Regions from separate parts of the Homo sapiens genome. Here all the other regions are linked to region 5. A link is a contact called in ENCODE Hi-C or POLR2A ChIA-PET data. All regions are on one chromosome and are shown on one strand. Each heading gives the region's core, a stretch centred on a gene start or an enhancer-like site at or near the end of the contact. The rest is flanking DNA. Distances are from core to core; before and after follow the strand shown.

Region 1 (3,316 bases), core at 30-2,529, 1.0 Mb before region 5:
CCTGGAGAGGGCGGGGACGCGGGCATCCACTCCAGAGTCCGAGTCGAGGTCTCCACCAAACCCCGGCAGCGCGCACTTTGCGCCTCTTGCAAAGTTTCCGCGCGAGGTTAAGCCAAGGTGGAGCGGGACGCGGGCTCTTACCGTAGACTCCTTGTCCCCGGCAGTGGAAGGGGATCAGCGCCAGAAGTAGAAGGCAGGTCACCTCCATCTTCACGGCCGGTGCTTCATCCCCGCGAGGCGGCGCAGCCCGAGAGGCGGCGGGGGGCGCATTCGCCGGGGCCCCGCGACGCCCCTATGTCCCCCCCTTTCCCTGAGAGGTGAGAGAGAGAGCGGCGACGAAGACCAGGAGACTGAAGAGGCGGAGGTGGCGGCGACCCGTGTTTCTCCTCCGGCGGGGCCGCTGCCCGCGTGGGGACGCAGGGGGCGCTGGCCCAGCCCCGGGTGCCTCGGCGCGCCCGGCACAGCAGCCAGCGCCCCGACCCGAGGAGCCCGGCCGCCGAGCCGCCCCGGGTACCCAGGGCCGTCCGCGCGGGATGCTAGGCGCCGGGGACCTCTCGGCGGCGGAGGCGGCGCTTCGATCCAACAGGCCACGGACGACTGACAAACTTGTCGTTTCCCCGCACTGGGGCCGCCCCTCAGCGGAGCGGAGTCGGGGAGGCCGGGGCTCCGCTCGAGTTAATCAATCTGCTGTTTCCAGTCCTGCGGCCGCTGCCGTGGGCTCAGCGGCCCGACTCCAGGGGGCCGGGCTGAAAGCACTCGCGGCGGCGAAGCAGCCCCGGGCCCGGCCCTCCTGATCCGGGGAGCAGCGCGGGCTGGGTTCGGCCGAGGGACGAGCGCCGCGGGTCCCCGGGTCCGTGAAGTTAGCCGAGCCGCCGATAAACCCGGGGGAAGAATAGCAGCCCGGCGCCCCGCGGGAATCTGGAGAGCAATTCCAGGCAAGAAGGGCCCCAGAAAACGGGGAAAGGAGGAAAGTTTGAGTCTTTTGAAAAATATTCGCGCTCTCGCCCAGGCCGGGGCTGCGGCGCGGGCGCCGCTCGCCGCCTCCGCTCGCCGCGCTCCTCTCCCGCCGTCTGGCCGCGGCCGTAGCCCTCCCGGGCTCCGAGCTCTCGGGAGAGCGGGGCTACGCCGCGCCCCAAGTTGGTCGTCCCCGCCCCCGCCCGGCGGCCTTGGCCTGCGGGGGCCCAGAGCGGGCGGGGCCGGGCCGGGCTCCGGGGCGCGGCGGCCGCTCGGCTCCGGGCCGCGGGAGCGCTCCGCTCGCTCAGCAACTTGGGCTTTGCTGTGCTGCTTTTTCGCCCCTCCGAGCTTTTCATTCCGCGCTCCTCCCGCCTCCCTCCCTCTCTTCCTCCTCCCTCCTCCTCGCGTCTCCTCGTTCGGTCTCTCGCTCTCCCACCCGTTGTCGCTCGCTCTCCTGTTTGATTCCCCTCCAGTTAAAAAAAGGAGCCAATTAAAGGCAGCCCAGCTCGCCTGGCCCAGCCTCTGTCCAATTTCCTCGCCTCCCCCAGGACCAATTAGAGAAAACAAAACAGGGCTGGGGGAAGCTGACTGCCTGCCTTTCTCTTTCTCTTTCTCTTTCTCTTTCTCTCTCTCTCTCTCTCTCTCTCTCTCTCTCTCTCTCTCTCTCTCTCTCTTTCTCTCTCTCTCCTCTCTCTCTCTTCTCTCTCTCCTCTCTCTCTCCCTCTCGCTCTCTCTCCCTTCCTCTCCTCTCCTCTCTTTCCCTTTCTCCTCTCCCTCTCTCTCTCTTCCTCTCTCCGCCCCCTAACATTCCCCCCCAACCCCGCCCAGCAGGAAAATGTCAGAAAGCAGAAATGGATCCATCTATCCCGAGGACAGTGGCGGAGGGACCTGGGTTTCGGCGGGGGCTCTGCAGCCGCGCGCTCGCACACTCGCTGTTCTCCAGCCTTGCACACCCAGACTAGCTGGCCGAGCCGGGTGCACCGTTGCCAGCAGCCCGCGGGGCAAACACGGCCGCTCGCTTCGGAGACCCATGCCCGCAGGGCACTGCACACTTCGTAAATGTTTTGCACTTTGGGGAGGCGGGACTGAAGCGGGGGTCCTAGGGAAAGGCCGGGCGCCTGCGGTTCCTGGGGTCCTGCAGCCGCGCGAGACGGGCCGCGGCTGTGGGTCTGCAAGGCTGTCTGCCCGGCTCGAGAGGCCCCCGCCCCTTTCCAGGCGTCTGGTGCTGGGGCCGGGCCGGAGCAGCTGGCGGAGAGGTCGCGCTGAGAGCTCCTGCCCTTGCCGCGGCCCACAGGTTGCCAACAGGTTTGCTCGCACGACCCCTCCGCCAGAGCTTCCCTAAGTCACCCCACATTTTCCTCGGCTAGCCACTCTTCCCATCTTGCCTCCCCTCGGGACCTCAGGCGCCCCCAAGCGCCCCGGGGGCACACCTCCTTCCGGCTGCCGAACCCGAGCCCCGCTCCAGCGGCGGGAGTCCGGCACTCGGGTCTCAGCCGCCTCGAAGGGGCCCTCGCGGAGCAGGAGTGCGGAGAACGCTCCTCCCAAACGCCCGCGGGGAGGGGCGTAGGCTGGCAAGCGAGGCTGGTGGCCTCCCCCGCGCCTCCGATCCCGCCCCGCGCCCAACCCGGGTCCTGCTAATCTCACCTGCTCCACCTGTCGCCGTTATTTATCTCAGCGTGTGCGCAAGAATTGTTTTAGGTCGGCCCGTGGGAGCGCAGACAATCGCAGCAGCTAACAAGCGGGGAGACTACGAACCCCCCCTCCCTTCGCCCCCTGGAACTGCTCAATATCTTGATGGTGGTTCCACGGCTCTATGCATTTGTCAAAACTCAAAGATCTCCACACTCCAAAAAGGTTAGTCTGCATATAAATTGAAACATAAATTTTTTTAAAATAATAATAATGAACCGTCCCTTCCCCAGGCCCATTTCCTGCTGGGTCTCTCCTCCCTTGACTCTCCAGGGCTTAAGCCCCACCGGAGCGCGCGCTCCTGACTGCTGGAAGAGGAGCGGGAGGTGTCGGGAAGTGCCTGGTGGCATGGGGGGGTTCCACCTTCCTTTCTCAGCCCCCTTTCTGTCCATCTCAGGAAGCCCGAGAACATCCGAAGATTCCTATTCTCTAGCCCACCTCCACTCGTTTGCGCCTCCCTTGTGCCCTCTTCCGTCTTTTCTCTCCTTTCTACCCCGTGGGTCCAAGGCTGATAGGAAGTCCAGACTCAGTGCGGTGCTCCCAGCAGATGCCAGCTGCAGACATGTTCAGTGAATTCACGAATGATGCCCATCATGGCCAGATATCACAGACCTGGGATACCCTCAGGGTAGCCATCCTTTCACTCCCCAGCCCCGGACTGTTACCTCAAAGG
Region 2 (3,582 bases), core at 718-3,217, 1.0 Mb after region 5:
TTAAAATTACAGCTCTGCTGTTCACAATAGCAAAGACATAGAACCAATCTAAATGCCCATCAGTGATAGACTGGTTAAAGAAAATGTGGTACATATATATACACCATGGAATACTATGCAGCCATAAAAAAGGATGAGTTCATGTCGTTTGCAGGGACATGGATGAAGCTGGAAACCATCATTCTCAGCAAACTAAAACAAGAACAGAAAGCCAAACACCACATGTTCTCACTCATAAGTGGGAGCTGAACAATGAGAACGCATGCACACAGGGAGGGGAACATCACACCCTGGGGCCTGTCGTGGGGTGGGAGGCTACGGGAGGGATAGCATTAGGAGAAATACCTAATGTAGATGACAGATTGGTGGGTGCAGCAAACCACCACGGCACGTGTATACCTACGTGAGAAACCTGTACGTTCTGCACATGCACCCCAGGACTTAAAGTATAATAACGAATAAAATAAATGTTCTAAAATTGAAAAAAAAAATTACAGCTATGCCACTCCCCAGCTGGGTGCCTTGGTCACATTATTTAACCTGAGACTCAGTTTCCTAATCTGTAAAATGCGGAAAATGACACCAACCTTGCAGGGTTCTTGTGAGAATGAGAGATAATGCAGATAAAGCACCTGTCAGGTGGCCATTTCTCAAGATACATAAGAATGACTATGCTCCCTTCTAGGCAGAAGAGAGGATGTTTTGAAATATTTAAGAAGCATAAAAAGTGCTGGGCGCGGTGGCTCACGCCTGTAATCCCAGCACTTTGGGAGGCCGAGGCGGGCGGATCACAAGATCAGGAGGAGATCGAGACCATCCTAGCTAACAGGGTGAAACCCGGTCTCTTCTAAAACCACAAAAAATTAACCGGGCGTGGTGGCGGGCACCTGTAGTCCCAGCTACTTGAGAGGTTGAGGCAGGAGAATGGCGTGAATCCAAGAGGCAGAGCTTGCAGTGAGCCGAGATCGCGCCACTGCACTTCAGTCTGGGTGGCAGAGCGAGACTCCGTCTCAAAAAAAAAAAAAAAAAAAAAAGGTGCATACAAAGTATCATTGCTCAGAGTCAGGGCAATGTCTTAACCTTCTTTATACCTTTCTGAATTTAGCACACTAGAGGAAGCACCTGGTAAATATTTAGTTAATTGTTTCTGAATGAAGTACACATGCGTATTCTTTGGGTCAGGATGCTTAAGCATCTACCTATATCTATTAATACAAGGAGTATATGTAAAGGTTCACGTTTATGTTGGAGAATAACAACAGTCAACTAATTACTGAGGCCCCACTGGGTGCAAAGTACTACATATGTGTATGCTTTGTGCATTTGTGTCTATCTATATTTGTATTATTTCAGAGGTACATAAACACGCATCTCTTGCTTGCACGTTTTGCCCGAGTGCCAAAATGTACCTTTGAGTGTATCTGCATGTGCGGTGCTGCGTGAGTTTCCCAGAAAGGTGCAATAAGTGCTTATGTGTAGTTGAAGCGCACACTATACAGGCATACTGAACATGCACTAGTCTGCCCCCGCGTGAACACGTGTGCCTGGGTGCAAAAAAAATGGCTCTCTGCCGGGTCTGCGCTGTGCCAGGTAGGAGTGGCCTGGCTGTCGGTCGCGTAGCTGACAGCAGTGCGCGGGGGTCTTCGCGGCTGCAGGGCTCCTCGGTCAGTGTGTGCGGGATTCCGGGCGGCCTCGGCGCCCACCAGCAAGCCCCTCACCTCCGCCCAGCCCCTTCGCGTGCCGCCGCCCGACCCCAGCCCAAGAGGCCCCGCCGCGCCGGCGCCCCGGAGGCTCCAGCCCGTACCCCTTGTTGGTGCTTCCGGACAGGGGGCTTCACCCTCGCGAATATCTGGATAGTCTGCTTCACCATCTCCTCCCTGGCTCTGCAATGACCCTTGACCTCTCTCAGGCCCGGGCTGCCAAAACTAACTCCCACCACCTCCGGCGACCCACAGTCTTAGCAACAGTAGCTAGGGACACTACCCAGTGAGCACCTTGGCAGCCAGGATCCCGCCTCCTCCCTCTAATTGGTCGCGACCGGAAGGAGGCCACTACGGGGCGGGGCTAGGGAGGGGAGGGCGGGGGTGGAGAGGAGAGCGCTGCGCATGCGCATGAGCGAGTGTCTGGGCTCTGGGTTTAGCGCCGGACCCGGCCTGGACCGTGTGGTTAAAGGGGAACAACCACCATGCCTTGCCCCGCCCCGCTCATTCACCCATTTTATTCTCCATGCCCTTGCCTTTAAAAAAAAATACAGCACTGGGCCGGGCGTGGTGGCTCATGCTTGTAATCCCAGCAGTTTTTGGGAAGCCGAGGTGGTAGGATCGCTTAGAGCCCAGGAATTTGAGACCAGCCTGGGCAGCATAGTGAGACTCCGTCTCTACAAAAAATACAAAAGTTAGCCAAGCGTGGTGGCGCGCCTGTATCCCAGCTACTCGGGAGGTTGAGGCAGGAGGATCGCTTGAGCCCGGGAGGTCGAAGCTGTAGTGAGCCAAGATTGCAGAACTGCTCCAGCCCACTTGGAGATCACAGTCTGAAGAAGGAGACAGATTTTTTTTTTCCTTCACAAGGTCTCTCAAGTGACAAGGAGACAGATTTTCAACAGGAAATCAAAACCAAGGAATACAAACTATGCCATGATGGAATTAGAAGTGGGGCTAGCTCTGTTTTGGAAAAGGATAAAACTGGATGAAGGGGACTGTTTCCCACACAATGGTCACGGCAAGAAAGGATGAGCTCTTCAAACACTGTTAGCACATGAAAAGATAGTCAACATTATTATCCACGTGGGAAATATAAGTTAAAACCACAATGAGGCATCACTATTCATCTATCAGAATGGCTTAAAAAAAAAAAAAAAAAAAAAAAGTGGCAACACCAGATGCTAGCAAAGATGTGGAGAAACTGAATCAGTTGCACTTTACTGGTAGGAATGTATAATGTAAAACATACACTGTATAAAGGTACAGCCACTCTGGAAAATAGTTTGACAGTTTCTTACAAAACTAAAGGTGCAACTACTCTAAGACACAGCAATTGCACTCTTGGGCATTTATCTCAGATGAATGAAAACGTGTGTTCACACAAAAACCTGCGCATGTGTGTTTATAGTTTTAGCACCTTTATTTGTAATAGCCCCAAACTGGAAAAAAAACCCAGATGTTCTTCAGCTGATAGTTTAAAATAACTGGAATACCATTCAGCAATTAAGAAGGAAGGAAGTGTTGATACACGTAACAAATTGGTTGAATTTTCGGGGAATTATGTTTCATGAAAGAAGCCAGACTCGAAAGCTAACTACCGTATGGTTCTATTACTATTGCCAGGGAGGTGTGCAGGGTATGGTTATAAAAGAAATCCTTGTGATGGGCTGTTCTGTATCTTGACTGTGATGGTGATCACAGAAATCTACACATGTGATAGCATTGCATAGAACAAATTACACACATGTTCAAATAAGCACATGTAAAACTGGCAAAAGTCACATAAAATTGAATAAGATTGATGGATTGTATCAATGTCAATTCCCTGATTTTTATATTGTACTATAGTTATGCAAAACATTACCACTGGGGAAAACTGGGA
Region 3 (3,401 bases), core at 148-2,647, 1.0 Mb before region 5:
AGGGCCTTTGCACTTACAGCCCCACCCCCTCCCCACTGCTTGGATTGCTCTTCTCCAGCTCTCCAGAGCCTGCTCCATCCCTTCCTTCAGCTGTCTTCTGAGAGGCCTTCCCTGAACACCCTGTTTAAGACAGCCCGCCCGCCCCCACCTCCATCACGCTCAATCCCTTTCCCTGCTATGCATGTTCGTAACACTCATCAAATCAACACCCTGCATATTAAATAGTCACTTGTTTATTCTCTTTCTGTATCCTTTTCAAAAGGCGAGCACCCCTGGGAGCAAAAGCACATTAAATCCCTTAAAGGGATGAACAATCTTTTTTTTCAAGCATCAATTCAGGAAACATAAAGTTTAGGAGCATATTTTCTTTAGCATCAGGTATATTTATAAATTGAGAAATGCAATACCTGCCCTCCTGCTTAAGTAGTCTCTTATTTTTTCTCCATCACTGAAGGGTTTCCTCTCCTTTTTTGGCTAAAATTTTAGAAACCACATAAGTGGCAGGCTCCATAGGATCTGATTATAATGCTGAGCCTCTGAAACAACTTTTAAATGACTTGAAATCGAGTAGGTGGGGGGAGAAAAAAGAAGGACTCAGGGATGGAGAAGGACAACTGGACCAGAGTTCAATCACGGCCAGGGACAGAAAAGCCCCTATCAGGAGATAGCTGGGGGCTGTGGATGCGGGAGGAGGGAGGCTGCCCCTTGGGAGGAAAATGGGGTCTGGAATGGACAGTGGGTGGGTGGCAGTAAAGGGCTTGTGCAAAACACCTGTCTCCAAGCCCTGTACAGTAGCTAGAAGGGAAGATTCTTGCTATAAACTTCCCCAAAAGGAAAATGGGAGGAGGACTGGAATTCTTCTACCCTTCCTCCTGGGCCAGGGTCTCAGTCTTGTTCCCTCTCTCTCCCGATATTGTGACACGTGCCTGTACACAGAGCCTCCCATGCCGCCTCCCTGGTGGCAGCCTCTGTGCCTCAGCCAGTGACAGCGGCAGCTTCCTGAGCCAGGCCTCGGTGATGGAATCACTCACTTAGCAAACCCTCCTCCGAACAGTGGTGGTCATTGCCTCCCACATGCCAGGCACATGGCTTCCCACACATTCCTCATTTCCCCTTTACCACAGCCCTCTGAGGAAGGTACCAGTATTAGCCCTGTCTTGTGCATGGGGTAACTGAGGCACAGTGCGACACCTGCCCATCATCACATGGTTAGTGAGCGGCCGAGCAGACCTCCACCCCAGGTCTGTTTCAGAAGCCTCTGCTCCTATCCTTCAGGCCACACTGCCTCCCTACGCTCCCACCTGAGCGAGAGATGGTTATTCATCGACTTCATTATATTTAGTTACTTGATTCTGAAATTAGATCTCGATGGTGTCATGGAGCCTGGCAAGTCATGTGTGACAGCTGACCTCAGAGCTGCTAGTTACTGACACCTCAGTGTGAAGAACTTCTCTGGTTACTCCCCTCCCGGGGGCGGGGGTGGGGCGCTGACACACCAGGGAAGGCAAAGGTGGGGATGGAAGGTGAGCTGTGCGGGATCACTTGCCTGACCCTTCCCAGAATCCTCCTCTCCAGCTGCCATGGCACCACCTCTGTGGAGGCCTGTGCCCTGATGGGGAGGGCAAGGTGGGGCCAAAAGAAGCAATCGGGGAGAAAGGAAGCCAGCCTGCTCAGAGGCATCAGCCCTGTGACCCTCAGCCACTAGGGCTACCCTTAGAAGGGAGAAGCACCTCCCAAGAGGAAGTGAGAAGGGCTGAGCAGAGATGCATGAAGGAGGTGACAGAGGTATGCAAAGGATGGGAGGAGCACCAGTGAGGAAACTGAGGCACATGAAGACGACCGGACCCTGCAAGGACTAGACACCTGGCAGCACTAGTCCAGTGCCCGGCAAACAGCAGGTACTTAATACGACCAGAGTTGTAGTTAGTGCAGGTGCTCAAAAGATTGCCTGGTTAGGACACCACAGAGCCCCAGTTTGCTCAGGCTGGGAAGTAAGCATGAGCACTGGATCGGAAGGCCGTGCTGGGGCTCTCCACACTGCACCAGCGCTTTTCAAAGGTGCCAACTCCCCTCTGGGCCTCAGCAGCCCCCCTGCCACTTGGCCCAGCTGGGGCCACTGTCTCCATGCACCCAGCCCAGCCCAGATCTGGCACGGGCGCAGCGGGTGAGCGCACGCCTGGCGCAGGCCCCAGTGCCTGGGAGAGAGGCTCCGAGCAGGCGGCTTTGTGTTTTGTGAAAACCAAATCCACAACTGAGCTCTCCAGCTGAGCAGGGCCTGCTGGGAAGGCTGGCAGACCTCCCTCCCTGTCCCCTACTGGGGCCCACCCTTCCTCCTCAGCCCCCCCCCCCCAGGAAACCTGGGCAGGACCAGCTGCCAACCCGGCTGGCATGGGGGGTTAAGGGGGATGGGTCTGGGCCCAGCTCTGGCAGTGCCTGGGTCCTACCCTGACCCCCTTCCTGCCTGAGTAAATTGGAATACAAATCAGAGGGAAACACTTTCCTCTGTTTGAACAAATTGCTACGGATTCCTCCCTGTCTCAGGTCAGGGCTCACGATGGGGGATATTTTCACTCGCGGACTGCTAATAGACTCAGGAGAAGCTGCTAGATCAATCGAGGCCAGGAAAATTAGCCAGGAGCTCCAGGCCAGCCTCGGCCTGCCCCTGCCCCCCCTCTTCAGGTCTCCTAGGAAGGGTGGTGGGGGCCATACCCAGGCTGGACATAAGTCCCTGACTGATGACCCAGGGTGCTGGATGCCCGTGCCCACCCCCTGCCTTGGAACCAAGAAAAAGGTGACCAGAGGCCATCTGGAGGGGCAGCGAGATAAAGGTGGACCCAGAGAAGCCCCTAAAGAGGTCTGTAGGACCCCCTACCACACATATACATAGTTCCCTGCACATACATATTATCGTGTGCAACATCATCACCCATATACACACCTACAGCACACACATGCCAGTGTATATTACATGCACAAAAAATACAAATAATGTGCACTTGCACGAGGCAGAGAGAACTGGAGGAACATGTTACAGCTTCTGTTGAGGTACCAAGTGAGAGCAGTTTATCTCATACCAGTGGTCCCTATACACAGATACACACACACACACTGATCTCCAACAGAAGAGGAGGAGGGGACAATGAGGGCATGAAGCCCACCCTCACCCCAGCCAGGCTTTGCAGCCCCTGCTCCCTCAAGTCTCCAGAAAGGAGGGAGTGAACCAGACAAGGGTGTCAGTGCTTTGGGCACATTGGGGCATCCCTCAGTAGCAAGCTCCTCCTAGTATCCCTTGAGGCCACTTTGCCAGCAGGCACAGTAAAGGAGGTGCATGGCTTGATCAAAAAGAAAGCTACTCATGTCCCCTGCTTACTACCCTTGCCCACATCACACACACACACACC
Region 4 (3,296 bases), core at 428-2,927, 1.2 Mb before region 5:
CTGGAGGCGGGAGAGGGAGAGGTTTCTGTTTGCCCAGACAACCCCCAGCAGGCTGGCTTCCTTCTCTCTCTCCCTCCCCACCACCTGCAATGAGTTGCTGCCCCAGCCCATGAGATGCACCATAGCCTTCCAGGCCCAGCAAAACCACACTCCGCCTTGTGAATCTGAGAGCCCGGATTCCCTCACTGCAACTCCGGGAAGGCAGGAACCATATCTGTCTTCCTCAGTGTCACCACCTGACACCTTCCTCAAAGGTGCTTTGGGACACAGCATATACCAATGACTGCTAGACTCTGTGGAGGAACGTTAGAATGTTCTCAAAGGTCTTGACAATGTTCTGTGGGCCTAGTGGGTCACCAGAGTTTCCCAGCAGGTGAGTTTCATGGCCAGAATTCTCCAAGCGTCCTGGGGTGTTTGGGGCTGGCTGGCATCTTCCCTTGCTTTTTTTTTTTTTTTTTTTTTTGAGATAGAGTCTCACTCTGTTGCCCAGGCTAGAGTGCCATGGCACGATCTCAGCTCACTGCAACCTCTGCCTCCCAGGTTCAAGCAATTCTCCTGCCTCAGCCTCCCGGGTAGCTGGGACTATAGTGCACACCACCAAGCCCGGCTAATTTTTGTATTTTTAGTAGAGACGGGGTTTTGCCTTGTTGACCAGACTGGTCTCGAACTCCTGGGCTCAAGTGTTCTGCCTGCCTTGGCCTCTCACAGTGCTGGGATTACAGGCGTGAGCCACCATGCCCGGCAGCATCCTCCCTTCTTTCTGCAGTGTTTGCTGAGAGCTCTAGCAGCCTGATGAGCCCCCTCCCTGTGGGCTGGAAAAGAAAGTGTGGACCCTGGCTCATCAGCAGCATGAGATATGGGATGCAGCAGGGTGACGCTTGAGAGGCCTGCTTCCCCAGCTGCTGGGCACCATTCGTGCCCACCCGGTGGGGGAGAGCCTGCGGGTCATGGGCCTAGCGACAGCCTAGCATCAGAAGGCCCTGAGCAGACTGATCTCCGTCGCCTCACAAGACAGGTCACTTCCCTCCTGAGCTTCCAAGCCTTTACCTGAGCTGTTTTCTTGTCCCTTAAGTCTGTTGGTATTGAAGTCTGGGCGGCCTGACAGCCCTGGCAGGCAGCCCAGAGGCCAGCGCCCCAGGCAGACACTCTCTCTGCCTTATTTATGCAGCTTCGCGGCCGCTGCGATTGGGTGGCATTTGTGAGCACAAAAGAGAAGACTCGGGCATTCAGAAGGCCCTTTCAGCAAAGGGCGCCACAGGCCTGCTGGCTGGAAATTCTCCTGAGATCGGTTGGAGTCTATTTGCAGGCATGCAGGCATTTCTGTTTGCTTCCTGACCCTGGCCTCCTGGGCACTGGGGCGGGGAGGGGCAGGCCTCTGCATTCGGGGACAGGAAGGAGGGGGTTGGCACAGAGGTTTCTGCCAGAGCCTCCCTGCCTGGAGGACCTGGCCTTGTGGTCTTCCCCAGGCCCATGTGCCCTGCTTGCCTGCTCTCTCACCAACAGGGTGATGAGGTGGCATCCACTGGGGTCAGTCCTGTGCCACCTGGCCTCCCCCTCCCTGCCTCTGCAGCCCGCTGAGAAGTGAACAGAAGCTGCTGCAGTGTGGCTGGGAGTCAGCTAGGAAGGGCCAACCCCCTTAACTGGTGCCCCACGTGACTGAGGCTCCTTGGTCACATCATGATCTGTGGTACCCAGATCAAAGGTCCTGCCAGCAGTGCACCAAGCCCTCCTCTTGGCAGGAAGCAGCAGACTAGAGCAAGTGAGGGAGAGTCGAAGCTGGCGGGGGGGTTTTCCCAGACAACAGCCTGTCCCGTGCTGCTCCCTGCCAGCCCCAAATCAGGAGTCCCCCCACCCCCGCACCACCGTGTTTCTAGTCCTGAGAGTGATGGGCTGGGGGATGGAGCCTCTGAAAATTCCACGAAGGTATGGTGCCCGGTCCAGGCATGCCCTGTGGCCGTCTGTTGTTGATTTTTAAATCTGTTCACCCGGGAGTCCTAGTTCAGCTCAGCAGACAGCAGTATTTGCTTATTAATTTGTTTATTGATTTACTGGGCTGTACTTGGGGCTTCTCCCGGGAAGGACTCCAGACGCGCTGTGCCGCCCAGCATCCAGCCATCCGTCAGACTCAGGTTTGAGCTTAAGATGCCACAAGGCCTGCAGCGGGCAGACCTAGAGACAGTGCAAAACTCCCGGAGGATGGACTGGGCCATGGGGCACTGGAGAGACTGAGGGCAGTCGGGGAGGAGGGAGGCTGCCTGCAGCAGCTGCAGGACACAGGCACGCGGTACCGTGTGGGAATGGCGCCCCTGGAGTTGTGCAACTGGGCACTCCTGGTTTGGGCCTCTCCCTATAGAGCAAGGGTAACAGATGTCTTCTCAGGAGAGGCCCTTCTCTGTCTCAGATCGTATTTAAGAGGCCTCCTTCCAGAGGCAGGGGATGGAGGAGAAAACCAGTCCAAGGTCTTCGGTGCCCCAGAGGCTCAGATTCATGTCTTCGGATGGGTTTTCCAACGTGCCAGGATTAAGTAAGGCGAGGGGTGTTTCTAGCAACAATTCTCTCAGCTCTTGCATAATAATGCTACATTTTTTTTAAAAACCTCTGAGGACACGTCTGTGGCTTTGTCGCCTTTCTGAGGCATATGCTGACTACAGATTGTGGCAGCAGGATGGAGGGGAGGGGAGGAGAAGCGAGAGGAGGCCGCAGTGTCAGAACAGAATTCTGTCACGGATGTAGAAAGAGCCTTGCCTGAGGACTTGTAAGAGCGAGGTGGCTATGAATGTGGACTTGGCATGAGGCAGACCTGGCGTGAATCCTGGCTCCCTCATTTATGAGCTGGGCAATCTCAGGCAAGTTACTTACCCTTTCTGTGCTTCATCTCATCCATAAAGTGAGAGTCAGCTTGTCAGCCTCATAGGACTGATGTGAGGGTTATAGACGAGACAATGTAAGAAACACATTAGTATATAATTAGTTGCTACCTCCTTATCACACATGTAAGATGGGTGATGTGATGCTTCCTGACGGAACTCTCATCCCTGAAATGAAAAGAGGGCCATGTCTGAGTAAACCCAAGGCTTCCCTTTTCAGATCCGCCTTTCTCTTTGGCTGCTCTGGACTTCCCTGGGCCTCCCTGGTGCTGTTATGTTTCCCTTTCCCTCCATGTCCAATATTAAAACCTCCTGATAGGTCTACAAGCCAGCATGGATGAACAGGAGGCCTTGGAGGATGCTGGGTGTGGACATGGGTGCTCAGGTCAGGAGAGGGAAGGGGCGGTGGGTGCCCTCAAACCCCGCTGC
Region 5 (3,390 bases), core at 764-3,263:
GTCAGCACCCCAGAAGCAGAACAGGGTGGAGGTTGGAAGTGTGGGGTCCTCCCTGGGCAAATCACTCAACACCTCTATGTGCCTGAGTGTCCTTATTTGTAAAATGAAGATCATAATTATGCCTTCTTCATAGGGTTGTTGTTAGGATTAAATTAAACAATGTACTTAAAATACCAAGCCAGGGCCTGGCACACTCAATATATACCAGCTATTATTATGTATTCCATTTTATGTCTCCCATGGCCAAAAATTACTGATCTCAAAATTAATTACTCCGAATCATCAAGAGAAATTTAGATACTGTGGAATGTAAATTAAGCTGCAAGGACATTTACTTAGTATATTTTATAAAGATATCCCTGGAATCCTTTTTATTTGAAAACCCCATTACATAAAACCCCTAGTTATCTGGGAAAATACTTTACACTGAGTGACTCAATTTACATTATATGAAAAAACCAGGTATTAATATTAAGGGATATACAAGTGAGATGGGCATGACGGAATTTTTTTACCTTCCCCCTTAATTTTGCAATGACTAACATTTTTCCTAAGCCAAGTACCAGGTGCTAGTCAAAAGTTTTAGCAATGAGATGTGTCTGACTCTTTGCCCTGAAGGTAAAGAACAAGCAGGGACCAGAGTCATGGACCACTTATCTACCCCTTTTAAAGGTCTGCACGAAGCACATATTCAATCTTCAAGGAATTTACAAATGATGTAGTCAAATAAATAAATACAAAGGTGTTTACAGACACTGATGACTTCACTGGAATAAACAGCGGTTACTGTGCCTGAATTTTTTTTTTTTTTTTTTTTTAGACAGAGTCTCACTCTGTCGCCCAGGCTGGAGTGCAGTGGCACGATCTCAGCTCACTGCAAGCTCCGCCTCCCGGGTTCATGCCATTCTCCTGCCTCAGCCTCCCGAGTAGCTGGGACTACAGGCACCCGCCACCACGCCCAGCTCATTTTTTTGTATTTTTAGTAGAGACGGGGTTTCACCGTGTTAGGATGGTCTCTACCTCTTGACCTCGTGATCCGCCCGCCTTGGCCTCCCAAAGTGCTGGGATTACAGGCGTGAGCCACCGCGCCCGCCAACTGTGTCTGATCTTAACAAGGCAACCGAAACACCACACCTGAGTGAGTTACACTGATTCTTACCCAGTAAAGACATGTTCGGTAAGTGAAAGCCTTTGTATGCAACAGGTCATTTCTCTTACTGGGTCATTACTGTAAAACGAGAGGGTAAGAGAAGGAATTTCTAAGATTCCTTTCAGATCCAAACTCTATGATTCTGTAATCTCTCCTGGGCCCCACGAAGATGAGGAAGGCAAGAAGGGCTGTTGTGACCCACAGCAAAGGCCAAGCAAGCAAAAGTGAAATTCTGGGCGCGGTTAAACTTAGAGCGATCAAATTAGTTTGCAGGAGTTAAGACTGCAGTCAGGGTGGTAAGGAAAAACGAGGCTGGGCAGGACTGGTACAGGACAGGCATCTTTGAACCTATTTCTGGGAGTTCTGAAACTACTGTTCTCGTGGGCCTTGGCGACTGATTTGGGAAAGCTGACCCTGGGTTGGCCTGGCTTCCAGCCACCGTCGCAACATAAACAAGCCAATTCAAAACAGGGTCGCAGTCTTTGAAACTAGCTGAGGCAACAGATCCCCTCCACACTTCGCGGGCCCCACGATCGCCCCATCAAACACCATTATCCCTCTTCCCATCACACTCCCGTCCGCCCGAGGCCGGCGGACCTGCAGCGGCGGCGGGATGGGGTTGGATAGAATGCGGCCCGGTCCCGGCCCAGCGGAGCTGGGGGAGCCGTTCCCTTCGGTCCTGTGCCCACCTTGGTACTGGGGTCCGCGTCGGAGCAGCAACTGAGGGCGGCCTCGTCCGTGAGGCCGCCGGACGGGGGCTGCGGTTCTGCCATGGCTGCGCTGCAGTATCACAGACGACGGGACCCAAGGAACGGAGGAGTCACCCACACTACGCCTCGGCCCTGTGCCGCCTTAACTAGGAATGGCGCGATGGCGCCGCGGGCGGGAGACCGCTGACTTCCAGCCAATCGCTGCGCGGAGAGCAAGTTGACTCTCTGCTGATTGGGTCCCAGTGAGTCAGCGCCTCCACCCACAGGACTATGCCTCAGACTACAACTCCCAAGGAGCCTTGCGCATAAAGGAGGCAAACTCATACAAAAAAAAAAAAAAAAATGCAGGCTGGGCAGAGTGGTTTCTCTGTTACTTAATGAGCTAATTTTGTTTGTTTAACTAAAGTTTGGTAACCATTCATACCTCAGGGCTGCAATTTGGTAGAAAATTGGAATCTGATGGAAACTGAAAACTGTAAGTTGTTCTTTTAAAATTGTAAGGATTCAGAGGTTTCTCAGTTTACGCAGCGCAGAGTAATTAAAACAATTGTTGAGTCGAAAACCTATGTTCAAGTCTTGGTTCCGCTATATATTAGCGCTAGAAACTTGCAATAATTACTGACCCTCTCTGAGCTTCCTAACAGGATTTGTTGAGAATTAAATAAGTTTTCTTTTCCTTTTTCTTTTTTCTTTTCTTTCTTTCTTTCTTTTTTTTTTTTTTTTAATTTTTTTAACAGTGTCTCGCTCTGTCGCCCAGGCTGGAGTGCAGTGGTGTGCTCTCAGCTTACTGCAGTCACTGCTGCCTCGACTTCCGGGGCTCTAGCTGTCCTCTGGCCTCAGCCTCCCGATTAGCTGAGACTACAGGCTGCAAAACCAAGACCAGTTAATTTTTGTATTTTTTTGAGATGGGGGTTTCACCATGTTGCCCAGGCTGGTCTCAACTCCTGGGCTGAAGTGACCCTCCCGCCTCAGCCTCCCAAAGTGCTGGGATTACAGGTGTAGCCACTGTGCCCAGCCTAAATGAGATTTAAGTCATGGTTTGCCTACTTAGGTTCCAAATGTCCATAACTTGCAGTACTTTTTACATTAATATATATTTTGTGTTCACTGGAAGGCTTAGTCATCACTGTGTCTTCAATGATTGGCTCATAATAGTAGATGCTCATTAAATACTTCCTGTTGTTAAAAGAATAAATGGGAATGACTGGTGCTCACCTAACCAAAATGAGGTTGGGCAGGGATGTATATGGCACTAGCCACCTGGCCACCACCAAGATGTCCCCGTCTCTCATCTCAGCTTTTTTCTGCATCGCAGCTTCAGTTTGTCAGACACCAGCTCCATAAGACTAGAAATTTGGCAGCTGTTCTCTCACTAGGAGTGGGAGTAAACTCTCCCTCTGGATTTTATCCAGCCAGCCTGGATTTTATCAAATTGGAAAATCCAAGAAGGAGCTGTGATTGGCCTGGCCTAGGACCTGTGCTTACTCCTGTGATTGAAGCACTGCGATTGGCAACCTGGATTAGGACCAC
Region 6 (3,293 bases), core at 338-2,837, 1.4 Mb before region 5:
CTCACATAGGGAAAGACAATTCAGAGGATACCTTTAAGACAATGAACTCTGAACTGCTGGTTGCCACCAAGGTAAGGAATCTAGAAGTTGTTTTAGATTACTCTTTCAAGACATCAACTCTTCTAAAGTCCAAACAGCCAGCAAAAGGTCTGGCTGTCCAGAATAAAGACAAAACATCAGCCTTAACAAAGCCTCAGTACATCCCTCTTTGGGCTTAGTGTGCAGTGCTGGTCACTGCATCCTAAGAAAAAGAAGCGCCAGAGAAAGGCAAGTAAAATAATTAAAAGAATAGAGGGGCTTTTTTTCTCTGGGTTAAATGCCCATAAAGAAGATAAGATGCTTTTATAGCATGAAAGACTCAGAGGAAGTAAAAATAGCCCTTGTCATCCAATCCTATAATTCTTAAATTAGGGGACAAAAGAAGCTTGAAAATGGGAGTAATGAAGAAACCGTCGTTGGAGGACATATAAAAGAAGGTCCTTCTTTGGCTGGGGCCAGGGGTCAGGTCTTTAAGTATTCTCCAATATGTGGAAGTACATGTGGTAGCTGTAAATGGAGGGTGGGGGTGGGGGTGGGGGACACGCAGCCCACCTCAACAGTCCTTCGAAGGGACAAAAACCACTCTGGACTGGTGCCCGCCTTCCCTCTTTCCCCAAATCACCACGGAATACAACCACAGAAACTCAAAACCAGCAAAAAACGCTGACAAGACATTCAAAGGATTCAAAATGCTAATACTAAATCTCATTGTCTGGGAAAATTAGATTGAAAATAAATTCAAGGGTGCAAGATTTATAATAGATTAACAAGGGAAATTAAGGATGTTGGTGGGGCCGGGAGGAGATACATCCTTAACTTTGTGATTCACACGATGGAGCAATACTGTGTCCTTCAAAGAAATGGTATTTGGTAATCTGAGTTGGACAGCTATCATAAACCATTTCCTATATACACTGTTAGCATAGTCAGAAAGTGAGAGTTATGGATTGACATAGGGATTAGATCATTTGAATTTTTAACCCACAGCACAAGTCCTTCAATCGTTTTCAATAAACAGAGGGAGAGGGAGACTCTGATGAACCGTTGCTCACGTGTTGAACAGTTAGCAATCCCGGGCTATCGGGTCCCTGCTGACCTTCCTTCAGAAAAACGAATGGACATGTAAACGGAATGAGGAAAGGAGGGTAATAACCAGAGTGTCATTGAATTGAGAGATGTTAAAAATGGGCCACAACCAACACATGGGCCCTTACTTTTAGGTGAAAGATTCCTATATATAAATACATAGTATGTTCTCTCTTGCCAAGAAATATTAGACTAAGGAACTTCATTCCTCACGAAGAAGATAATCCCCTCTTCCTTCCCATAGGTCCCTTACCTTACCTGCTTCTTCCCTCTCGCGGGTAGGAACTTTGAGCCCCGCCTCTCGGCTCGTCCAAGCTCCGCCTTCCCCGTCCACCTGTGTGCCCAGCCCCTGACGTTACCGGTCGGCTTCAGCGGCCTGCAGGATTCCGGCTCCCAATTGGTCGGCCCGTCCACGGCTTGCGCAGCTCACCAATGGCAGCGGTGCTGGGTGGAGGGGTGCCCACATCCAAGATGGCGTCCCCAGGAGCTGGGAGCGGGTGACCGGCGGCGGGGAAGCGGCCTGGGTTGGCCCTCAGATTGCGGGGTCTGGGGGCATCTCGCCGGGCAAACCCTTGGCCCGCCTACAAGGACTTCCCCCGGCCAGAGCAATGGCCGCTGAGAACAGCAAGCAGTTTTGGAAGAGGAGCGCTAAGCTGCCGGGGAGGTGAGCCCAGGACGCTGAGAGGGATAGGGGATTGGACCAAACCCTTCCAGATCCTAATCCCTGAATCCCGCGGGCCTGGGGCGCCACAGAGGCCAGAAGACTGGTTTGGGGAAGCTGGGACTGCCTGGTGGCGGCAGGGCAGCTGTCAGGCAGCGAAGCGAACAGCGAGCTTTGGGGACGGCTGGATGTGGGTGTAGACCGGGGTCTGGGGGCGGAGGTTTCAGGAGGGGTGACCTCAGCGGGAAGGTGGCCGAAGATTGGGCGTAAAGGGGAGTGGAGTTGGGTGAATAGTCAGTGTCGGCCCTGGTCTCGGAAGTTCCTCCCCAGAGCTGCTTCCCACTCTAATTAGGACTCCCTCTCAGGGGTCTCCACCACGCACAGGTGGTTGGTCGCTCGAGGATGGCCCCTTCCCTTGATCCCTGAGGTCGGCACTTACCCGAAGGATTCCGGTGGGAGTTTGGGGCCGCCTGCCGAGAGGGTTAGGCAGGAAAAGTGAGGACGATTCTCAACCCTGACCTTACTTTATCTTGAGTTGGCCCTTTCCCACTAGGAATTATTACAAGACGACCACAGAATCAGGGTTATTCCTTTGGCATTTTCTAAGGATTTGTCCAACCCCAAGTGACTTCTTCCTCCCCTGCATTGTAATGCACTTCTTGTGCAAATGCACTAAATTCGTTCATTCTTCAGTTGTTTAACTGGAGAGCAGACCCCCTAAGACTACCCCCACCCTCTTTTCGGTGTATGTTGAGACTTTTGGCAAATTATCCATCCATCAATCTACTGTTGGTTTACTGTTTCAGTTTATTTTGGGCAAAGTCCTGAGAAGTATAAGGAAGAGTGTGTATTTCAGTCGTAAATTTAAGATTTCTGCCAGCTACAGTCTACTTGGTGATGAAATTCATGTTTGGTTGTGTCCCCTGTGCTACCTTTTCTAATGGATTCAGGTTTTTTCCTTCTGGGATAATCTTTTGAACTCGTGACTTTTTTTTTTTAAGCGAGAGAGAGATGAGGGTCAGTAGTGGCTAGGTAAGAGCCTTAATTTTTTTTTTTTTTTTAAATGAAATAGAGACAAGGTCTGACTGTGTTGCCAGGGCTGGTCTCTGACTCCTGGCCTCAAGTGATCCTCTTGCCTTGGCCTCCCAAAGTGTTGGGATTACAGGCGTTAGCCACCATGCCCCACCAAGAGTCTTATTTTATTAAGGATTCTAGTAGACATATGGAGAATAGGGTGGAAATCAGCTTTTAGTAATACTTATTAAAGTAATAGAAAGGAATGCAAAGATAACTTCAGATTAAAGTGCTGTGGACTCAACAGTGTTAATATTACTGTTAAAGATGTTCTGTGTTTTTAGGTAAGCACACTTCCTGCCAACTGATTCCTTTTCCTTCCTGGTCTAGTGAGCTCTCTAGTTGTGCTAACTGCTATTCTCTGGGGTTTTCCGTAGTGAGATCATTAAATTTTGACATCCTAAGATTATAATCATAATCAATAGGAAGACTG
Region 7 (3,272 bases), core at 489-2,988, 1.3 Mb before region 5:
CTATTGAGCACTGACCACCAGCCTCTGTTAAATCTTGTGAATTTAATACAGACAGACAATCTTTCCTGTACAGAGTTTACAGCTGAGTCGGGGAGGCAGATGAGTCCACAGGCCATTATACAACACCGTGGTAAGTGCTTTGATAGTGGAAGGACAGAGTGCTTTAGGAGCTCAGAGGTGGGTCTCCCAACCTAGATTTGTGACATCAGGAAATATTTCGAGATAGGGACACTAAAGTGACTCCTGAGGGATAAATGGACATTAGCCCAGCAAAGAGGAGAAGCATGATCCAGGCAGGGGGCTGAACTCTTAAGAGACATGGCATGTTTTGTTTTGTTGTGTTCTGTTTTTGAGATGGAGTCTGGCTCTGTCGCCCAGGCTGGAGTGCAGTGGTGCAATCTCTGCTCACTGCAACCTCTGCTTCCCAGGTTCAAGCGATTTTCCTGACTTACCCTACTGAGTAGCTGGGACTATAGGTGCGCACCACCACACCCAGCTACTTTTTTTGTATCTTCAGTAGAGACGGGATTTCACCATGTTGGCCAGGCTGGTCTCGAACTCCTGACCTCAGGTGATCCATCCGCCTCAGCCTCCCCACGTGCTGGGATTACAGGTGTGAGCCACCGCGCCCGGCGGAGACACGGCATATTTGATAAACTGAGAAGAGTCAGCATGGGGAGAACTAAGGGATAGCAGTACAAGGCATACCTGAAGAAGGGGTCATGCTGGAGGGTCTCAGAGGCCATTTTAAGGACATTAGCTTTATTCTAAGAGCAATGGGACATCATTGATGGATTTTAATCATTGTTGGGTTGTGACAGGATCAGGTTTAATTAATCAATTTTAAATTCCCTTCTTTTCACAGGTGTTGAAAATTATAAAAATCACTTTGGTTTTGTGAAGAACGCATTAGAGGGATCACAACTGGAGACAGTCACGGGAGTTTGGAGTTACTGGAGAAATTCTGCCGAGAGGGGGTAAGTGCATGAATTGTGGCAATGGGGATGGGGGTGAATGGATGGATTTGAAAGACAATTAGGAGGTAAGCGCAATTAAGTGTATGAGAAACTTTGGGGTATGAAGAAGAGGGAGATTCCTCAGATTTCTAGCTGGACCAACAGGATGGATGGCAGCGCCCTTCACCAGGAAAAAAGTGAGCTGATGGAAGAACATAAGGTGAAATTTGAATTCATGGGGTTTGAGGTGACTGAGTGAGGATGTCCAACAGACGTTTGGCCATATTGGCCTGAAAATCAGAAGAGAGGTTTGAGATGGAGAGCCAACTGTGCCCATATGGTAAGATGCTACAGGCGGCATTCCTTCTGTCCTCCCGTCCTTCGTTCAAAATCTGTTGAGATGTCCCATAGGCTGGATGTTGGGGATACAGCAGGGAACAAGAACACTGCGTTCGCTCAACCAGTTTACCATCTACCTCTCTGAACTTGTTCTTAGTCTGTAAAATGAAGATAATGATAAGATTAAGTAAGATGAGGTCGTGTGAGGGCACCTAGCACTTACAATTTTTGTATTGGTTTCTCTTCCTCAGAGCCAAAGGAGGAGATAGTTACTTTTGCTTTTGCAGCCTTTTCCGGGCGGCTTTTCCGCGCAGGCGCCCCTGGACCTCCCAGGTTGAGAGGTGGAGCGGGCCAAACCTCAGCTGCCTTTCCCGGGGCCGGGACCCGGCCGGGGGAGGACCGAGGCGCGGCGCTGTCCGTGACGTCATCAGGCTGCGCTGCCCGCAGTACTGGACCCGAGCGCGACGGTGCGGCTGGCGGACCCGGGCTGGCTTGTGGGGAAACGAAACTGAGGGAGGAGGCGGCGGCTCTGGCAGCGGCGGCGACAGTGTCGGCCTGACCCCCCCTCCGCTCCCCGGCAGCTCGCTCTCTCCCCTCAGCGTGAGTGCCGACGCGCGGCCCGGGGGGAGCAAGCGGGCGGGCGCGCGGGCTCAGCATCCTTCTCCCCTCCACCGCCGCCTGGGCCCCCCGCCCGCGGTTATGGGTCTCCTCGCCTTCTGGCCCCTTATGTCTTCCCTCCTCCTCCCACCCCCAACGCCGGCTCCCTGGAGCCCGAGCTGCCGCTGACACACGTCTCTGCGCACACATTCACACGCTCATGTTATCTTCAAATGAAGGGACTGGCCGGGAGACATGGGAGCTTATCTCTTCTCTCTGTGATTAGGGGTGGCAGTGCCAAACCGAGGCCCAGGGAGAGAAGACTGCAGAGGGGATTTGAACCCCTTCTGTGCGGAAGCAGCAGGTAGAACCAGGCCGCTTGCCTTCCGCTTAGAAGTTCCCTGCCAGAGCATTCTGCTGGCATGTGTGGGTCACTTGAGCAGGGCACTGGTTAGCTGTGTGGCCTTCACCTCTGTGGCCGCAGTCTTTTCCCGTGGAAGATGATAGGGTTGGATGAGATGATTTGGAAGGCCCAAATCTAAGGTGATGTGGTTTGGGGAGGAGCATCCGCCTCTCCTGCCTTTCACACAGCTGTTCAACAGTCCGCTTTGAGTTTGCTGTACTTCCAGTCTCCCCCCGAGTCACTTAAGAATTAAAAGCTTTTAGCGCTTGCAATGGCTAGAAGCAAGCTCTGTGATGAGCCTTCCTTTATCTCACCCTGGGGGCCTTTTGGGGGTATTTAAGACTACGGCTTAAAGTGAAATGTGGCTTAGCTTGGTCTTGCTTTCTGTTTGCTCAGTGTCTCCGGTTCTTCCCTGGGACAGCCCCTGCCTGTATCTAGTAAGAGGCTGCTTTCTCAGGAAGGTGGCGGTTGTGCATTGGGTTGATTGGCTCTTCCTTGAGTTGGAGAGAACTGAAACATGTGATCCAGGGTTTTACGAGGTTGGGAGCATCAGTGACACTTTTGGGTTTCAATACTTTCTTGCTGTACCTCGCCTTCCCTAAGGATTGTTTCCCAGCTTGTCGCCCACCCTGTATTGAGTCCTCTTTTCTGAGTTCTCTACAGCCAATCAGTTGTGTGTAAGCCACACTGTATTCACTACTTCTCTTGCTTGCTCTTTAACTTGATAATTCGTTAAGATTTCAGGGTTTCATAATCACTTCATTCCATCTTATTTTTTTCTCGTGCTTATCTCTCATGTACCTAACCATGGGGATGGATGATTGATGGTGGCATGGTGCCTGTTTCTTTCTTTTTTGTTTTTTTGAGACGGAGTCTTGCTCTGTCGCCCAGGGTGGAGTGCAGTGGTGTGATCTCGGCTCACTGCAACCTCCGCCTCAGCAATTCAAGCGGTTCTCCTGAGTAGCTGGGACTACAGG

Evidence for each region. Hi-C counts contacts between places; a loop is a spot of excess contacts on that map. ChIA-PET counts read pairs that join two places held with the same protein, here RNA polymerase II (POLR2A). Pooled maps may share reads with other maps.
Region 1: a loop to region 5 is called in a pooled map, with 5 times the contacts of the local background. The contact joins the promoter of MDGA1 here to the promoter of GLO1 in region 5. A Hi-C loop is called at or near these places in 9 of 50 pooled maps. POLR2A ChIA-PET finds 5 or more read pairs at or near these places in 4 of 52 experiments (HEK293, WTC11, activated B cell and 1 more).
Region 2: a loop to region 5 is called in a map of CD4-positive, alpha-beta T cell, with 7 times the contacts of the local background. The contact joins the promoter of KIF6 here to the promoter of GLO1 in region 5. A Hi-C loop is called at or near these places in 2 of 168 maps with a recorded cell type or tissue (CD4-positive, alpha-beta T cell and naive thymus-derived CD4-positive, alpha-beta T cell) and 6 of 50 pooled maps.
Region 3: a loop to region 5 is called in a pooled map, with 5 times the contacts of the local background. The contact joins the enhancer-like site here to the promoter of GLO1 in region 5. A Hi-C loop is called at or near these places in 2 of 50 pooled maps. POLR2A ChIA-PET finds 5 or more read pairs at or near these places in 2 of 52 experiments (OCI-LY7 and activated B cell).
Region 4: a map of CD8-positive, alpha-beta T cell shows a loop between it and region 5 (9-fold over the local background). The contact joins the enhancer-like site here to the promoter of GLO1 in region 5. A Hi-C loop is called at or near these places in 1 of 168 maps with a recorded cell type or tissue (CD8-positive, alpha-beta T cell) and 7 of 50 pooled maps. POLR2A ChIA-PET finds 5 or more read pairs at or near these places in 1 of 52 experiments (Caco-2).
Region 6: a loop to region 5 is called in a pooled map, with 5 times the contacts of the local background. The contact joins the promoter of TBC1D22B here to the promoter of GLO1 in region 5. A Hi-C loop is called at or near these places in 4 of 50 pooled maps. POLR2A ChIA-PET finds 5 or more read pairs at or near these places in 2 of 52 experiments (CD8-positive, alpha-beta memory T cell and PC-9).
Region 7: a map of B cell shows a loop between it and region 5 (8-fold over the local background). The contact joins the promoter of CMTR1 here to the promoter of GLO1 in region 5. A Hi-C loop is called at or near these places in 3 of 168 maps with a recorded cell type or tissue (B cell, CD4-positive, alpha-beta T cell and CD8-positive, alpha-beta T cell), 3 of 37 single-sample maps with no recorded cell type and 15 of 50 pooled maps. POLR2A ChIA-PET finds 5 or more read pairs at or near these places in 2 of 52 experiments (CD8-positive, alpha-beta memory T cell and PC-9).

Annotation. Positions count from the first base shown.
Region 1 is chr6:37,696,604-37,699,919 of GRCh38, forward strand. It overlaps MDGA1 (MAM domain containing glycosylphosphatidylinositol anchor 1), which reads right to left and starts at 1,280. Exons shown (of 17, transcript NM_153487.4): 1 at 142-1,280. The coding sequence starts at 208. RefSeq lists an enhancer at 1-633 and silencers at 176-335, 366-655, 836-895, 956-1,085, 1,146-1,215 and 3 more.
Region 2 is chr6:39,723,441-39,727,022 of GRCh38, forward strand. KIF6 (kinesin family member 6) reads right to left here and starts at 1,968. Exons shown (of 23, transcript NM_145027.6): 1 at 1,805-1,968. The coding sequence starts at 1,870. RefSeq lists silencers at 1,689-1,758, 1,971-2,302, 2,009-2,208.
Region 3 is chr6:37,678,659-37,682,059 of GRCh38, forward strand. All of the region lies in intron 1 of MDGA1 (MAM domain containing glycosylphosphatidylinositol anchor 1), which reads right to left. Among named protein-coding and RNA genes, the nearest start is that of MDGA1, 18 kb to the right of the region's middle. Within about 2 kb of position 1,398, at least 8 of the 41 ENCODE cell types and tissues checked have a DNase peak (open chromatin) inside an H3K27ac peak, as active enhancers do; they include OCI-LY7, where a contact is called at or near this core.
Region 4 is chr6:37,515,019-37,518,314 of GRCh38, forward strand. All of the region lies in intron 1 of LINC02520 (long intergenic non-protein coding RNA 2520), which reads left to right. Among named protein-coding and RNA genes, the nearest start is that of LINC02520, 9.3 kb to the left of the region's middle. RefSeq lists enhancers at 305-1,089, 1,090-1,874, 1,747-1,796, 1,887-2,266. Within about 2 kb of position 1,678, at least 20 of the 41 ENCODE cell types and tissues checked have a DNase peak (open chromatin) inside an H3K27ac peak, as active enhancers do; they include CD8-positive, alpha-beta T cell, where a contact is called at or near this core.
Region 5 is chr6:38,701,132-38,704,521 of GRCh38, forward strand. It overlaps GLO1 (glyoxalase I), which reads right to left and starts at 2,014. Exons shown (of 6, transcript NM_006708.3): 1 at 1,840-2,014. The coding sequence starts at 1,923. RefSeq lists enhancers at 1,156-1,748, 1,781-1,830, 1,851-1,950, 2,131-2,290.
Region 6 is chr6:37,256,185-37,259,477 of GRCh38, forward strand. TBC1D22B (TBC1 domain family member 22B) reads left to right here and starts at 1,588. Exons shown (of 13, transcript NM_017772.4): 1 at 1,588-1,789. The coding sequence starts at 1,734. TMEM217B (transmembrane protein 217B) reads right to left here and starts at 1,960. Exons shown (of 2, transcript NM_001395378.1): 1 at 1,384-1,960. It overlaps TMEM217 (transmembrane protein 217), which reads right to left and starts at 1,960. Exons shown (of 3, transcript NM_001286401.2): 1 at 1,384-1,960. RefSeq lists a silencer at 1,419-1,548 and enhancers at 1,649-1,708, 1,809-1,868, 1,955-2,590.
Region 7 is chr6:37,431,483-37,434,754 of GRCh38, forward strand. It overlaps CMTR1 (cap methyltransferase 1), which reads left to right and starts at 1,739. Exons shown (of 24, transcript NM_015050.3): 1 at 1,739-1,895. LOC107986531 (a long non-coding RNA gene) reads right to left here and starts at 1,741. Exons shown (of 2, transcript NR_171666.1): 1 at 1,569-1,741; 2 at 746-1,453. RefSeq lists enhancers at 1,421-1,922, 1,615-1,894 and a silencer at 1,895-2,084.